Linked DNA regions of Homo sapiens: region 1 is linked to region 2. A link is a loop called in an ENCODE intact Hi-C map of the cell type or tissue named here. Cell type or tissue: A673. All regions are shown on one strand.

Region 1 (8,000 bases), 510 kb before region 2:
AGGGCACCTGCTTGTATAACTTAGGCGACACTTTGCTCCCTGTGTGCCAAGGTACCCTGGGACCTCACAGCAAGCTCACAGGGGTGCCAACAACATTGATATTTTCAATGTTCAAGGGAAACACAGTGATAACTGTTGTCTGTGGACACCGCACAAACTAGTAGCCCGATATGGTTCATGGTTCCATATGAGACAGGGCTACAACCCTCATGGCAGCAGCCTTGTCTCTGTGAATCTGGGTTTTGACATTTGCTGCAGTATAAAAGCAAGTACCCCACAAAAATCAAAGCAGAAAATGAAACGAAGGTGGCAGCTGCAAAATCTCCTTCCAATGGCAGGCACACACATGCCATTAGTAAGAAATTATGATTATTAAAGAATTTAATTACAATCTCACTCTTCTGTCTCTCTTTTTGGAATTCTTTGGAAAAAAAAAAAAAGAGGGTTATTTACCATGCAGAGTTTCCCACGGTCTGGGTTGCCAATTGCATCCGTGGTATCCTTTATCATTGCCTCTTCCGTGACTTTTCTGGGAACTGACAGTTGGCCTCAGAGTCCTGATACTGTTCAGGTTTGATTCAAGGGCAAAAGGGAAGCAGCGTGACTTCCGGGAGTTGGTGCCATTGAGGGTTAATGCGTGAATCCATTCGTTAATTAGGAGATGCGAAATGCTTTTTCAAATTCTATCATTACTGTAATGTATTAGCTATAATACTTCTACAAAGGAAAAAATATGTCTTCTTGACTATTAGGTTACCCAGTGGTAGAGTTAGTACAGAAACCAGAATGCACATGCTACAATCTTTCCCTTTACTTACCAGTTTTCAAAATAACGAATCAGTTCCTTATATGCACTGTATTTTGTGCATTTAGAAACATTATCCTGAGAAGGGGTTCAGAGGCTTCACCACAGTGTCAAAGGGGCTGATAGTGTCCATGGAACTCCCATTTTAGACTATTCCAGGAGTCACAGAGGTCAATTTGACATCTTGGGCTTACAACAAAGATGTTCATTTTAAGCCATGACCTGATTTAAGTAAATCAAATTTGCCCTTGGGTTTTTGCCAATGTCAACCCTCCCAGAGTCCACTGCTGTTCAACCTCTTCTCTTCTAAGTCCCAGTGGATCTACAGAGTGATTCCAACTGATCGCTTCCTTTGTCTCCACAGCACTCAATCTTTGCATCTTGGTGGTTGGTGAAATTCCACCTTAGTTGTACTGTGATCTACACCGTATGTAGACCCTACAGTGGTAGCTGTGGTATAGGGATACTGATTTGAAGTCAGATGATCTAATTCAAACGTTGACTATGCTACTTACTAGCTTTGTAAACATGAAGCAAATTGCTTCACGTCTTTGAGCTGGTTTCTTCAAATGGAAAATGGCAAAAATGATATATAACTTGAAGGACTGTGAGAACTAAAGAAGGAAATATTCTTGAAAGATTGAGCCATTAGAGGTTCTCAGCAAATATTTGTTAAATCTGATTCTCAGTTCCCAAATGCAGGGGATTTGTTCATTAGATCTTTGGTACTGGCCATCGTAGTAAAAGAAAAAAAATTATTGCACTGTGAGATAGTTCCGATTTAGGGCTGTAAGCGATAACACATTCCCATCCATTTCAGCAAACTCTCTCTCTCCCTTCCTCTCTCTCCTTCCTTCTCCTTCCCTTCCCTTCTCTTGTTCTTCTTCTTCTCTCTCTCTGACTCTTCCTCTGTGTCTCTGTCTCTCTGTCTACCTCCGCCCCATATGTGTCTCTCTCCTAGAGGCGCAGGGCTGAGCTCTGACAGTCAGAGCTGTGTGATTCCGAAATGCTCCTGAGAGCAAGTTACACTCCACTCACGGCACAGCTGATCTTCCCTGGGCTCAACAAGGCTGCCCCAGTGAAGACATTCAATGCAGTTGGCTTCTCACCACCCTGGCTTGAAATGGCCACATCGGGCTCTAACCTCGAATCCAGTAGCTTCTGTACTGTGTCTCAGCCATCCCTACACCATCACGGTCCATCCCATTTGGTTAGTCTGAAAAACCAGTGATGTCCTCAGCACTCCCCAGGATTCTTTTTTGTGCCCCTCCCTGGTCAGAAAGCACGTCCATTTCTGAGAACTGCAACCTCCTCCAGCCATTCACCCACCAGGCCCTTCTCTTCTCTTCCAGATGGCTTGGCATCTTCTTCCGAGCAAGCGCAGCTCTCAGGCCGGGCCTGAGCCTGCAGCCTGTGTGCCCTCCATCATCAGGGCCCCCTCTCAGGACAGGCTACACCGAGGGTGGGACGGCGGACTTCCAGGGACACTTCCAAGTCGTGCCCATGCAGGTTTGGATATTACTGTTCCTACCGATTCCCTGTGTCTCCCTGAACCTGTTTCCTTATTTGTCACAAGGGCATGAGAAACACTCACCTCAGCCTTGTTAATAAGGATAAATAACAGATTTTTTCTTTTTTTTTTTTTTTATTTGAGTTGGAATCTCACCCTGTTGCCCAGGCTGGAGTACAACAGCGTGATCTCAGCTCACTGCAACCTCTGCTTCCTGGGTTCAAGCTATTCTCCTGCCTCAGCCTCCTGAGTAGCTGGGTTTACAGGCATGCGCCACCACACCCAGCTAATTTTTTGTATCTTTAGTAGAAATGGGGTTTCACCATGTTGGCCAGGCTGGTCTCAAACTCCTGACCTCGTGATCCACCTGCCTTGGCCTCCCAATTTGCTGGGATTACAGGTGTGAGCCACCGCGCCCAGCCAATAACAGATTTAAAGTGTCTCATGCCTGGTATGTGTCAGCAACCGTCAGAAACTTAACAGGCAGCAGCCCCCTTCCTCCTCCCTCCCCTTCCTCTGTCCAGGGAAAGGTTCTCCCTCGAGTTTGGTCTGAAGGCACTCCTCCTGGTCCCACGTTACCCTCAATAGTGCCCCACAGCTCCATGGTGAAAGCCCAGCTGTGGAGTCACACTCCTTGGGTCAAACCCAAGGCTGACACTTACTATGTGATTTACAATTAGGAAAAGGAGACAGGGCTCCTATGAAGATTAGATGAGGTTGTGAAGGTGCAGACAGCTGGGCTCCTGGTGCACACTGTGTTCTTATTAAACACTGTGGTCACAGTTGTCCATTCTCTGGGATCCTCAGTGCCTCCTGCCATTGGCCTCCTCTCTGCACTGCTGCAGCCCCCACAGCACTGTAGCTGCCCTCACTCCCCACTCTGAGCTGAGCTCCTTGCAGAGCTGTGTTCTCTGAGCCCCTCCTCCTTTCCGGTCCTGCCCCTCCACTCCCCCCGGAGTCATCCTGTGAGGGCTCACAAAGGCCTTTTACTTCTCCCCACACAATGAACATGCTGGGAACTTCCACCAACTGGACTTCCTATGGCCTTTGAGATAAGTGATAGTTCTTCCTCCTTGAAGTCTCTCCTCCCTTGGTATGTAACTCCAAGCAAGCTATACTCAATGTACACAAAACCATTTAGCATCTGTCATGGTTTCTCACTGTCTGTAGGATGACGTCTAAACTCTTTAGCATGGCATTCACATGGCTTACGATATGATTCCTGGAAAATAAGGTTCTGGTCTTATTTTCTCTGTTCCTTCATAGGCACCCTACTCCCCAGCAATATCAAAAAATCTTGCAATTTCCCAACCCCAACATCTTCTCCTACAACTCCATGCATTTTTGCTCATAGTACATTCCCTGCCTTCTCTGCCCTCAAGCAGAAAATTCCTACTCATCCTTTAAGACTCAATCCACTGCCAACCTTCTCAGAGAAGCAAGGCCTCCTGGAGCCATGCAGCAAGGGACTGGCAGAACAGGGTTCTACTAGGTTCTCCGAGCCGCACCTGACCTGCGTGGAGCCACCTCTGCCCACGGCCCTGGAGTGTGTCAGTGTGCACGGGTCCCACAAATCCTGGCACACATAACGGTAAAGACAATAGCAAGCGTGGGTGCCGTGCTCACTCTCAGACTGAGGCCAGGATGTTTCCGGATCATTCTCTGTCTTTGAGAGCATTTCCCTGACCCTATTCTAGTCCCCACACAGACAGTTCCAAGGCCTGAGAAATAAGCTGAGTTCTGAGCTCAGCCGCGATCCCGTTCATGGTAAGTGAAAGTGAAATGTGATCATTCCACAGAATTAGAGACTGGAAAGAGCTTCTGATTTTGGAAGAACAATTTTGTAAAATGGATTTGTATGCATAACATCCATTGCAGTTGGTGACGGTGGAGTCAGTGACTAATAAAAATGTCATTTCCTGTGATTTTTATAAATTACAGTAAATATGCCAGTAATCACCCACATTAGCTGCTAAAATGCAGGCAGCCAGCTGGAATAGAGGCCAGGGGACCCCACTGAGGCCTCAAGAGGGAGACCCCACAGGTACAAATTGACACCTAGGCAAACAGTAGTTAATACATGCTAGAATTTGGAGAAGGGTAAAGTGTTAAAATAAATGTATGTCAAGCAGACGAATTTGGACTTCTCCATGAGGATCTGTCACGTCAAACAGGAAATCGCTATAAATTACTTGTAATAGTAAAAATCTTGTCATTTATAACCTTTAAGGCGACGGGCTCATTTAACACATCAACTCACAGATCATAATCTAGGCGAGTCGGCCTGGGTATTTATTTCACTTTTAATGTGTAGAAGCTGGGGCAAGCCATGCATGAGCTGCGAAAGCCCTCACAGTGCCCTGTCGGCTCCTCAAGCCGTGGGACAGGCCAGAGAGATAACTGCCTGAGGCTTGGGGGATGAACACATCAAGATAGGAAAGCCCTTCCTGCTCCTGTAAAAATTAAGACATGCCTGAAAATGTCATGCCTTGGTTAGTCTCGTAATGAATAAATCCAAATAAATCCCACCATTATTCTGTTTATTTGTTTTACTTATAAGCTATTTGAAGTCATTGGAGCTGAAAGTGTGTTTCAACACGCCGAGCACATTTAGAGTATCTTGTAATCATCTTGCTAACCAGTGCACAGGCGAATGATGAGTGGAATTTTGTGTTTATTTCAGATACCTCAGTATACACTGCCCACAGTTAAGAAACCACGACCTGAGACATTGTTTTGAAGAGGTGAAAATGCCTCCACTCAAGTGGCCCAGGAGCGTGATCCAGGAAGACGAACACACAGAACCATCTTCTGCATGGTTTGAAAATTCAGTGGAAACTAGGTATTTATGAACGAGATGCTTACTGCAGTTTGCATGCACTGAGTAGACATTTGTGGATTAATTCATCTAGGGTTGGGGGAGAGGTTCCAAGAGGAGGGTAAGAACAAAGAACAGACACAGGCCCAGCTGACCATTCCCTTCAGTGAGAAAAAGACCCGCAGGCAGAGTTGAGCACGCGGCTCACATTCGCACATGCTTGGCATCATGAACCGTAAGGAAGAGCAAAGCTGGTTTCCAGAAAGACGTTAACTCACAGTCGTACTTCTCTCCACTTCCCTTGCTCCTCTCCCTGGCCTCTCTACATCTCCCTGCTCTCTCCTGCACCAGGGCTTGGTCAGTGCTTAACTCTGGCAGGTGCCACGAGTGCTGCCTGCTGCAGCTTGCTAGGATTCAGATGCCACTCATGAGGCATGGGCAAGTGTGAGCACACAGAAACACACACGCACACCTGCACAGGCACGTGCAGCCTCTGTGGGGCATGTTTAGAACTCCTGGGTCTGCTGGCGGGTACCTTTCCCCCTCGTGCTTTCCACGTGCAGCCAAGGCCTACTTCTATTGCAGTAAAAATTAGTCTCCGTGTCTGCCTGTCTGAACACAAGCTAACTTACAAGGAAACATGAAATTTAATTTTAAATTGAAGTTAAAAATTTTCCATTAGACTTAATTTAAAAATTTTTAGCTTCATTTTAAAATTTAATTAAATTAGATTTAACTGGTTCCTTGAAAATTGCTGATCTCTCTCTGAACGTAATCCTATTTTCAAAATTATGGTTGGTTTTCTTAGATTGATAGGGTCCTCAGTGTGGGGAGGGAGAGGTATTTGAAGGTGAATATGAGAGCATCTACAGGTAAAGAGTTTAGGCACAGTTTAGATCATGTAGAGAAAAATCTGTCATTTAGGGGGAGAAGCTGATTCTTGGAACCAAATTATTCAAATTAACCATATCCAATCTGCAGTGCCAAAACCAAAACCAAACCAACCAGCCTAAATTGTTCACTTTACTTTGGCAGGCACCAAATATGCATATGTGTATCAAATAAAGTGAACAATTGGAGTTCTTTCTCTAATTTAGATAATTTCTGGAAAAAAACCAGCAATCCACATCTTTTGCCTCAATTGCTAGATTATTACTGATGAGAGAATATTTATGTTTTTAACTTTTCTTTCTCCTTTGGGTGAGGTGGCTGGAATGGATAAATGTTTCAATTCTGCATTTCTAAACTCTGCATATCTATAGAGTCGTGTTGCATGTGTTACTCACATATGATTATTGACACATTTATTAATTTACAACAAAGTTAATTTCTATGGAACAATGGATAATTTTGAAAATATTCTGGATAAAATGTTACAAACTCATTATTCAATGAACTCAACAATGCATATTGTATTTCTTTGGTTCTAAGACACTCATTTTAAATATTTTTATCATCTCTGGAATCTAAATGCACCATTACCATCAGCGGCAACTTAGAATTACAATTGGCAGAGTTTTTTCTTTCATAGCAGCATGTAAAATAAAGATGCATCTTATAAATGGCATCTTAGGCTTGTTGAAATAGAAAAAGTGTGTGTGTGTAGAAGTAGCCTACAGATAATTTCTTGTCCCGATGGTCTCAGGGGTAAAAAAAATTGTTTGTGTCAAATATCAGCTATTCTTCCCTAATATTTCTTTATGTAGGGATTATAAATTATAACCCCAAACTTTTGCATAACTATTTTTATTCTAAAAACCTCTTGTCCTTATAATGAGTGGTTCATGCTAGTTTGCAGTGTGTATTCGACAGAGAATTTCTGTTGCTTTGTCCCCCGCTCCCATCAACTAAAAAAAATCTACAAATGAAAACTCTAGGAGACCAGTTTCCCATTCGGTACCAAAGCTAAAAATGAGTTCCCTCAACTCCTCAAAAAAAAAAAAAAAAAAAAATCAAAGTTAGTACCATTGAATGGGGTTTAGCTAATCTTATAAATTTTTAAATAAGCATGCCCACTTGCAACCAAATCCTGTGCTACATTTGTGCTTGTTCTCTGGGAAGTTTAGAAGGCAATTTCTGTAATGCAGAAAAGTCTGTACCACTGACCTCCCAGCCACGCCACAAGATATTTCTGGTCTGAATTCTTTCTATGTCTTTTCTCAGAGCCAGAAGTCTTGGAGAGCATTGAGAGGCAATTGTAAATATTAAGTCAGTTGGAGGTGATGTGGGAATAGTGGAGGGAAGAGAAACTATGTTTAGTGTTTTTTTTTTTTTTTTTTTGGTGGGGGGACGGAGTCTCCTCTGTCGCCCAGGCTGGAATGCAGTGGCGCGATCTCGGCTCACTGCAAGCTCCGCCTCCTGGGTTCATGCCATTCTCCTGCCTCAGCCTTCCGAGTAGCTGGGACTACAGGTGCCTGCCACCATGCCCAGCTAATTTTTTGTATTTTTAGTAGAGACAGGTTTCATTGTGTTAGCCAGGATGGTCTCGATCTCCTGACCTCGTGATCTGCCTACCTCGGCCTCCCAAAGTGCTGGGATTACAGACATGAGCCACGGTGCCCGGCCTAGATTTCTTTAAATTTTAAATGGTCGGGGTTCCAGAAAGGAAAATCATCCATATTAGTGCTACACTAGAACACCTATTCTTACCACAAGCATGCTGGCTGTGGAGCTTACAGAGACATGTGCACACATACATGCAGTGAATATCTAAATTTTGTTTCCTGACAGCTATGCCATTTAAGAGTTGAGGTTGATATTTCTTCACTTTCAGCCCTCTGCTCTCTACCTCATCTCATTCTTTCTGGGACCATCCTATATGCACGATTTAAAGGGAATTACCTATTACTTCAATTATTTGTTTCTTA
Region 2 (8,000 bases):
TTGCTTAATATATTTTAATACACTCTCCAGTGTCTTTAGCCCTTCAGTCCTAAGGAATTAGAGGAAAGCATCAAGGGAGAAATCTGATAAGACATTTGAAAGAAAGAAGTTAATGAGTTTCCGGATGATTAGAGCGCTTATTCCCCTTCTGCTTGAACAAAGCGCTTCACCCAGATTAATAATATAAAGATGGAGAGCCTCTGTCCACCACAGAACCTGCAGCTGCAAACTCTTCCGTGAGCCACCACCGTGGTCAGAGGAGGTCTCAAAAGACCTTCTGAATAACTCTCTTTTCCCTCGGCACTGAGCATTGTACTCCATGATTGATTTGAAACACATGAATGCCCAGACGGGCCATTTATTTCTATAAATATATGTTATAAATTACCCTGGCGGCAGCAGGCTTCAGTTCACCTCTGCATAGGAGAGGAAAACATTTGTTCTTTGTCATATTTTTATATTTCATCTGCCTCACAAAACAATTGAGTGGGCTAGTGACCAACCATGCACTGCCACTGCTAAGTGTTCATTTTACCGAACGTTAGCTTGAATGTATTTTGAAAGATACAGCTGGAATTTACAGATGAGTCTGTATAATTTGAGGCAGACACTCAAAACCAAGAAACTCCCCCATCATGTGTTTTACACATTAACGGTTTTATTTTGCACAAGTTATATTTCTACACAAATGGCCCAGCTAACATTTATTTAGTGTATAATGTGACTATAAGATTACCATGTAAATATTCCCAAAGCAAGACCTGCATTATAGTCTGGTGTGCAAAGTCGGTTTTCTGTTAAAAAGCAGCTGATTTAATAAAGCACAGAAAGAGCTTGAGGCCGAAGACTGGGGTTAGGTGGCTCTACTACTGACGAGAAGAAATCATTTTACTTCCTCGCGCCTGCATTCTCAGCTAAGAAACACAAACTCTAGTATTTTATCAATTGTGGATTCTTACTGAAAGAACCAAATGGATCACAACCCATAAAGTTTGACCTTGCCTTCCGATTCTCCTCCAGGCTTCTCCATCCATGATCACAGATTTGCATACAAGAAGAACCGCAAAGTTATCTTTGCAGTTTCCCAGCCTATCTTTGTATTAAAAGTTCCAGAATTTACTCCACCTAAAACTGGGCAAGTCTTTGCTCTTTCCTAATGATTTTATTTAACTACTAAATCTCTAATATTTGGTAGATTTTGTTTTTTTAAAACTTAGAAGATATGAAGAATTCCATATAACGGTCCTAAATGTGCTAGGTGTGGTGGCTCACGCCTGTAATCCCAGTGCTTTGGGAGACTGAGGTGGGCAGATCGCAAGGTCAGGAGATCGAGACCATCCTGGCCAACACGGTGAAACCTTGTCTCTGCTAAAAATACAAAAGAAATTAGCCAGGCATGGTGGCATGCGCCTGTAGTCCCAGTTACTTGCGAGGCTGTGGCAGGAGAATTGCTTGAACCCGGAAGGCAGAGGTTGCAGTGAGCTGAGATCGCGCCATGGCACCCAGCCTGGGCAACATGAGTGAAACTCCATCTCAAAAAAAAAATCCTAAATGTTAGTAACAGTCACAAATTTATCATGCCTAGCATTTTTATCTCGGCTTATGGAATGGGGCCAAAGCTAACATACACAGAGTGAAAGGAAAGCAGAGAAGGAGGAAGGGAGAAGAGGGCAGAGGGAGGATGGAGGGAGAGAGGCTGTTCTGCTCTCTTGATTGATATCGATAATTGCTTTCTGCTTTCTTCATCCCAAATTGGTGCTCTTAACTCTCCTATTCTAGAAGCAAGAGCTAGAACAGAGACTGCAACACTGTCCACTTCCTCTGTTCAAATTTAGTCCTCCCTGGGATCCTATAGCAGTTTTCCAGTCAAAAAATGTGTTAATGGTGAACTCATAGAATCACTATTTCCAGTGAGAAAACAATCCAGTCAAATTCAAATGCTTTGCTCTCATTTGACCTACCAGTCTCTTATTAGGTTTCATTCCAGATCTTTAGAGTCTTGTATTATGGCTTTTTGTTTTCAATTCATGCATTCTTTTTATATTTCCAAGGTTTTCTTTGGGTATCTTTTAGTTTGAGAAACTATCTTCAAATATTCACCAACACACTTGTTTGTTTTGTTGTTGAGACAGGGTCTCACTCTGTCATCCAGGCTGGAGTGCAGTGGTGTCATCACGGCTCACTGCAGCATTGACCTCCCAGACTCGAGTAATCCTCCCACCTCAGCCTCCTGAGTAGCTGGGACTACAGGCATATGCCACCATACCCAGCTCATGTTTTAATTTTTTGTAGAGATGAGGTCTTGACATGTTGCCTAGACTGGTCTCGAACTCCTGGGCTCAAGCAACCCACCCACCTCAGACTCCCAAAGTGCTGTAATTACAGAAGTGAGCTACCATGCCTGGCCCAAATTTATTTTTATTTCATTGGCAAAAATAAGTTTTTTCCTGCTCCTAAGATAATAAATGTGCATTGAAAAATTTGGAAACCACAAAAAATACCCAAAGGATAAAAGTCAGGAGACAGCCCTGGTAATGGGTTAGTGCTGTCCACCCAGTCTCTCTCCACCGCGTGTGTGCATACACTTGTGATTGCACTACACATGATATTTTATAACCTCCCTTTTCACTCAATATCATATCTCATATTTTTCTATGTCATCAAAAAGGCTAACCCTTGGCTATTGAGGGCCTCCTAATACCCCATCACATGGATGTGCTGCTCTTTATGGGATTAATTTCCCTCTTCAAACATGACATCTGGCTTGTCTTTACATTTTTAAATTCTTCGCTATTACATATAAGAAAGTAAAAGCCATTCTAAAAGCAGCTTGGGGCCGGGCACGGTGGCTTATGCCTGTAATCCCAGCACTTTGGAAGGCCGAGGCGGGCAGATCACTTAAGGTCAGGAGTTTGAGACCAGCCTAGCCAACATGGTGAAACCCCGTTTCTACTAAAAATACAAAAAAATTAGCCGGGCCTGGTGGCAGGCACCTGTAATCCCAGCTACTCGGGAGGCTGAGGCAGGAGAATCACTTGAACCCGGGAGGCGGAGGCTGCAGTGAGCCAAGATCGCACCACTGCACTCCAGCCTGGGTGACAGAGCGAGACTGTCTTAAATGATAATGATAATAATAATAATAATAATAACAACAGCTTGGGACCCAAACCATTGGCTGAAGCCCATCTGTAAAGTCATGAATTTGGAGTAGACAATCACACAGGCTCTTTATCCCAACCTTTCCATGGAGCTCAGGCTGTCAGCCACCTCTTCAGAAGTCGGAATGCCTGGAGAGCCCTTAGTCCACGTGTCAGCTGCGCCTCCGTCTTCTGCCTCCACTTTGTCCTCCACCATTTGACCAGGCAGTGCTGGGAAGCAAGGAGGGGACCAGGCTGGAGCCTTAAGTCCTGGCGCAGCTGTCGACCGTCAGTGCGGCCACTGCAAAGCGATGTAAATGTCCCAGAGTGGGGCAGCTGGTCGGTAAGACGATGTCACAGACGCCTGGGAAGAGGAATGCACTGGATAAAACGCTGCGTCACTGAACTCTTATTCACAGCCCTGAGCATCCGCCTTTGATTATATTCATAGCCTTGAGGAAGAGCTAGAGATGAGGCATCTTTCCTCACGGAACAGCCGACACAGATATTACAGCCTGGCTTTGGGCTTCAGGAGACGGGCTCAGAGACATCAAGTGCTCTGCCCAAGATCACACAGCAGTGAGTGGCTGAGCAGAGGCCAGACCCCTCCCGCAGCCACTTTGTAATGGCGGCTACAATCACCGAGACGGGCTGAATTTCAAAGCCTCTATTTAAACAATGATGAGCTACAAAATGCATTCTTACTTCTTAGGTTAACACTTTACTCATAAATTAGGAGATTAAAAAGTCGATATAAAATGTATAAAAAATCTTCACCAGATGACTTCCACCGTGTCAGGAAGCTGCTATTTCTGTTACGTTTTACTGTTCTCTTCCCCAAATCCCTGGCGTGTTGCCTGGAAATTCGCGATTTTCTGTAACTCTTCTTCTAGCTCCGAGGATTTCGTTTGAAATTCCTGCCGCAGTCGGAAACATTTTGGAAGACCGCATTTGAGCATTTGATGCAGAAAAAACACACTCCCGGTTACCAGCAAGATCGCTGTGGGGAATGAGGCACTCGAGAAAATCTACATTTGGCTCTGAATTTTCTCAACTTCTTTCCTTCCTCTAGGGAAACAGAAGCGCGGAAAGGCGCCCTCTCCTTCCCTCAGTCTGAGGCTCTTGCCCGCCAGGCCCTTCCCGACTCCGCCCAGGCCACGGGCTGCCCCACCCACACCGGCCGCCTGAGGGGAAGCGGCGGCACCGCCCGCGCGGGTCCGGCCCTGAGGCGGCCTGGTGCTGCCCCCTGCCGTCCAGCGGGAATCGCAACCGATTTCAGAGACGAAATCTAAGAGTAACTGTCAGATGATTAGGAGGGTTCTCCCAGTTCTACAAATGAGTCTATTTGATCGTGGTCCACAATCTTTGCCTGACTGAAAAAGGCGGTTTTCAGAATGCGGAGGAGCTCGTTCCACCCTGCACGAGCAAGAGAACGTTGGAGGCTGCAAGGTGCCCTGCAAAGCCCTTCAGAAAGTCCTGGTGAAATCCCAGTGCCAGAGACGACTCCGAGCGAGATACTGCTTTGGACTTCCGTGTTCCAATCCTCAAAGTAGATTTCACTTGCAGGATTTTGAGAGGTTTAAAAAATACCTGGCAGGCATGTAAAAATGGCAGCAGTAAAAGAGGGTATGGAATTTTTATTTGTAGATTTCAATATATGAACTTTTTCAAGATTACATGAATAAGATCAATAGAGAGATTCACTTTAGCATACTGAGTCTGTTTTTAAATGAACCTTAATTTAGCATTATACATATGTCAGGATTGCATTATTTTATATATTAAAACTAATCCAAGATTAATGGGAAAATAGAGAATCTAAATTTATCCAATTATTTCAATAGTAGTACTTAATAAAGCTCCGGCTGTAGAGATTTATTGATTCGGCAAACAGAGATGGTCTCATCTCCACAGCACAAGAAACCCTGTGCATCACAAATGAGTTTCACGGGTTTAAAGTAAAATTTCTAGTAGCTGTTTTTTAAAAGTGTAAAATTAATTAATTAAGATTGTTTTATCTTGTATCTTACTTTGCAACCAGTAACATTGTGGCTTCAGAGCCACAAGTCCTAAATTTGAATCCAAGGCTGGCCTCTAGGCAAACACCTCTCAGATGCTAGATGGTGCCTTTGAAATAAGCACGTGTTATATAACCCAGTGTGCACAGAGGCCTCATGCCCACAAACTGTTGCTACCTGGGAATGTCAGATAGTCCTGCCTGCCACTGTCACCCCTGAACTGTATGACTTGTTTCTTCTCCTATGGCCTTGACTCTTGGTTCTTGACTCTGGTATTCACTTGGCCCTGGTGTCATCCATACTAACATGTTGTATATAAGATGCATGTGTACAGTGAGTTTTTATTTTTCTAATTACAAAATGAATAGATGTTCATTAAAAAATTACACCTTGCTGAAATCTGAACTAGACCAGATTAGCCTTGCAAGGCTCTGAAAACCAAATTGTTACTGGAATTACAGTTCACAAAAATAGGCCAGGTCCTATACACTGAACCTAAACAAAGCTACTGTCTGTTAAAAATCAGAAACTTAAATAGGATCAAGAATCTTGGCATAATATTAAAAGTGTGCAGGATACAAGCAAATATTGCTTGTCACAACAAGAAGCAGGAGAAACACAACTTGAATAAGAAAAGACAATCAGCTGACACCACAGTAAAGTAAATCAGAAGGTGGAGTTATAAGATGCTCAAAGCAGCCACAACAATGCTTCAACAAACAATTATGAACTCAGTTGAAATAAATGAACAAATAGGAAACTTAGCAAAAACGAGAAATTATTTTAAAAGGACCAAGTAGAAATTATAGAACTGAAAAGTAAAATAACAGAAATGAAAACATGCTAAATGAGCTTAATAGCAGAATGGAGACGAAAGAGGTTAGAACCAGTGAACATGAAGACTGAGCAATAACATTTACACTCTGAACAACAGAAAGAAGATGGACTAAAAAAAATGAACAGAGCCTCAGGGTCTATGGGGCAGTAAGAAAAGATCTAACATTCACAGCATTAGAGTCCCATAGGAAAGGAGAGTGTGGGGCTGAAAAGAAATTATATCTGAAAACTTTCCAGATTTGGCAAAAGACATAAATCTACAGATTCAGGAAACTGAGAGAATGCCAGTTAGGATAAACCCCCACAAATTCACACCAAGTCACATCAGAATAAAACCTTTTCAAAGACAAAGAAGCAAGCTTAGAAATCTGAAACCATGGAGTCCAGGAGGAAAGGAGCTGAAAGAAAAAGACTGTCGGCTGCAAATCCGAGACCTGGCAAAATGAGTCTTCAGGAGTAAAAGGGAAATAAAGACATTCTCAGACAAAGGAAAACTAACAGAAATGGGCTGAAAGAAACCTGCTGAACAGAAAGAAAATGTTAAAAGAAGACCAAAAATTGATTGGGCACAGTGGCTCACACCTGTAATCCCAGCACTTCGGGAGGCTGAGGCAGGTGGACACCTGAGATCAGGAGTTTGAGACCAGCCTGGCCAACATGGGAAACCCTGTCTCTACTAAAAATACAAAAATTAGCCAGGTGTGGTGGCGTGCACCTGTAGTCCCGGCTACTCGTGAGGCTGAAGCAGAAGAATCACTTGAACCTGGGAGGCAGAGCTTGCAGTGAGCCAAGATTTTGCCACTATACTCCAGCCTGGGCAACAAGAGTGAAACTCAGTCCCAAAAAAAGAAGACCAAAATTTCATCAATAAGAGAAGAGCAATAAAACTATTCCTTTTTTTTTTTTTTTTTTTTGAGATGGAGTTTCACTCTTGTTGCCCAGGCTGGAGTGCAATGGCGCGATCTCAGCTCACTGCAACCTCTGCCTCCCGGGTTCAAGCAATTCTCCTGCCTCAGCCTCCCAAGTAGCTGCTATTAACAGCATGCACCACCATGCCCGACTAATTTTGTATTTTTTAGTAGAGACAAGGTTTCTCCATGTTGATTAGGCTGGTCTCAAACTCCTGACCTCAGGTGAACTGCCTGCGTCAGCCTCCCAAAGCGCTGGGATTATAGGCATGAGCCACCGCGCCCAGCCAATAAACTATTCTTTATCTCATGAGTTTCTTAAATAATATTTTATGGTTAAAGCAAAAAAAAAAAACAAAAACAAAAACAAAACATAACCCCAGCCTGGCCAACATGGTGAAACCCCTTATCTACTAAAAGAAAAACACACAAAAATTAGCCAGGCATGGTGGCACCCACCTGTAATCCCAGCTACTTAGGAGGCTAAGGCAGGAGAATTGCTTGAACCCAGGAGGTAGAGGTTGCAGTAAGCCAAGATCGCGTTCCACTGCACTCCAGCCTGGGCAACAGAAGAGACTCTGTCAAAAAAACAAACAAACAAATAAACAAAAACACAACCCCATCTGGTGTGCTGTGCAATGTATGTAGAGTAAAAACTTGAGACAATCATATTTTAAAAGTGGGTAGGGTAGGGCCTAACACAAGCAGCATTTCAAGGCTTGACTTGAAGTGGTGAAACGTTAATACAGTAGCCTAAGATAATTTATTTATGTGCACTACAGCACCTAGAGCAAGTGCTAGAAAAGTTACACAAAGTGATATACTGAAGAACTGTTATAGATAAATTCAGATATATTTCTAAAAAAAAGTTCAAGTGATTCAAGGCAGAAAAGAGAAACAAAGGAATAAGAAACAGAAAAAACAGACACAAATAATAAAATGGCAGACTTAAGGCCTAAAATATCAATAATTACCTCAAATGTAAATGACATAAATATACCAATTAAAAAAAGATTAGCAAGCAGCACAACTCAATTACATGCTGTCTATAAAAAGCTCACTTCAAATATAATGATTTACTGTATTAGTCCATTTTCACA

The links. Peaks named below come from ENCODE experiments on the same cell type or tissue, not always from the same donor. Only the 100,000 strongest peaks of a DNase experiment are listed, where the experiment ranks them.
Region 1: a loop joins it to region 2, with 6 times the contacts of the local background. A loop is called at or near these places in 2 of 110 quality-filtered maps.

What each region holds. Positions count from the first base shown.
Region 1 is chr13:112,093,318-112,101,317 of GRCh38, forward strand. SOX1-OT (SOX1 overlapping transcript) reads left to right here. Exons shown (of 4, transcript NR_120392.1): 2 at 2,158-2,314; 3 at 4,999-5,157. Among named protein-coding and RNA genes, the nearest start is that of LINC00404, 9.3 kb to the right of the region's middle. In A673, no CTCF peak of the experiment used is centred here; DNase peaks (open chromatin) are centred at 4,174 and 4,594; H3K4me3 peaks cover 1,131 bases; H3K27ac peaks cover 3,464 bases.
Region 2 is chr13:112,602,191-112,610,190 of GRCh38, forward strand. It overlaps a transcript of TUBGCP3 not described here. Among named protein-coding and RNA genes, the nearest start is that of TUBGCP3, 18 kb to the left of the region's middle. RefSeq lists silencers at 4,185-4,234, 4,265-4,494. In A673, a CTCF peak has its summit at 4,384 (motif pointing left); a DNase peak (open chromatin) is centred at 4,311; H3K4me3 peaks cover 840 bases; H3K27ac peaks cover 360 bases; H3K27me3 peaks cover 517 bases.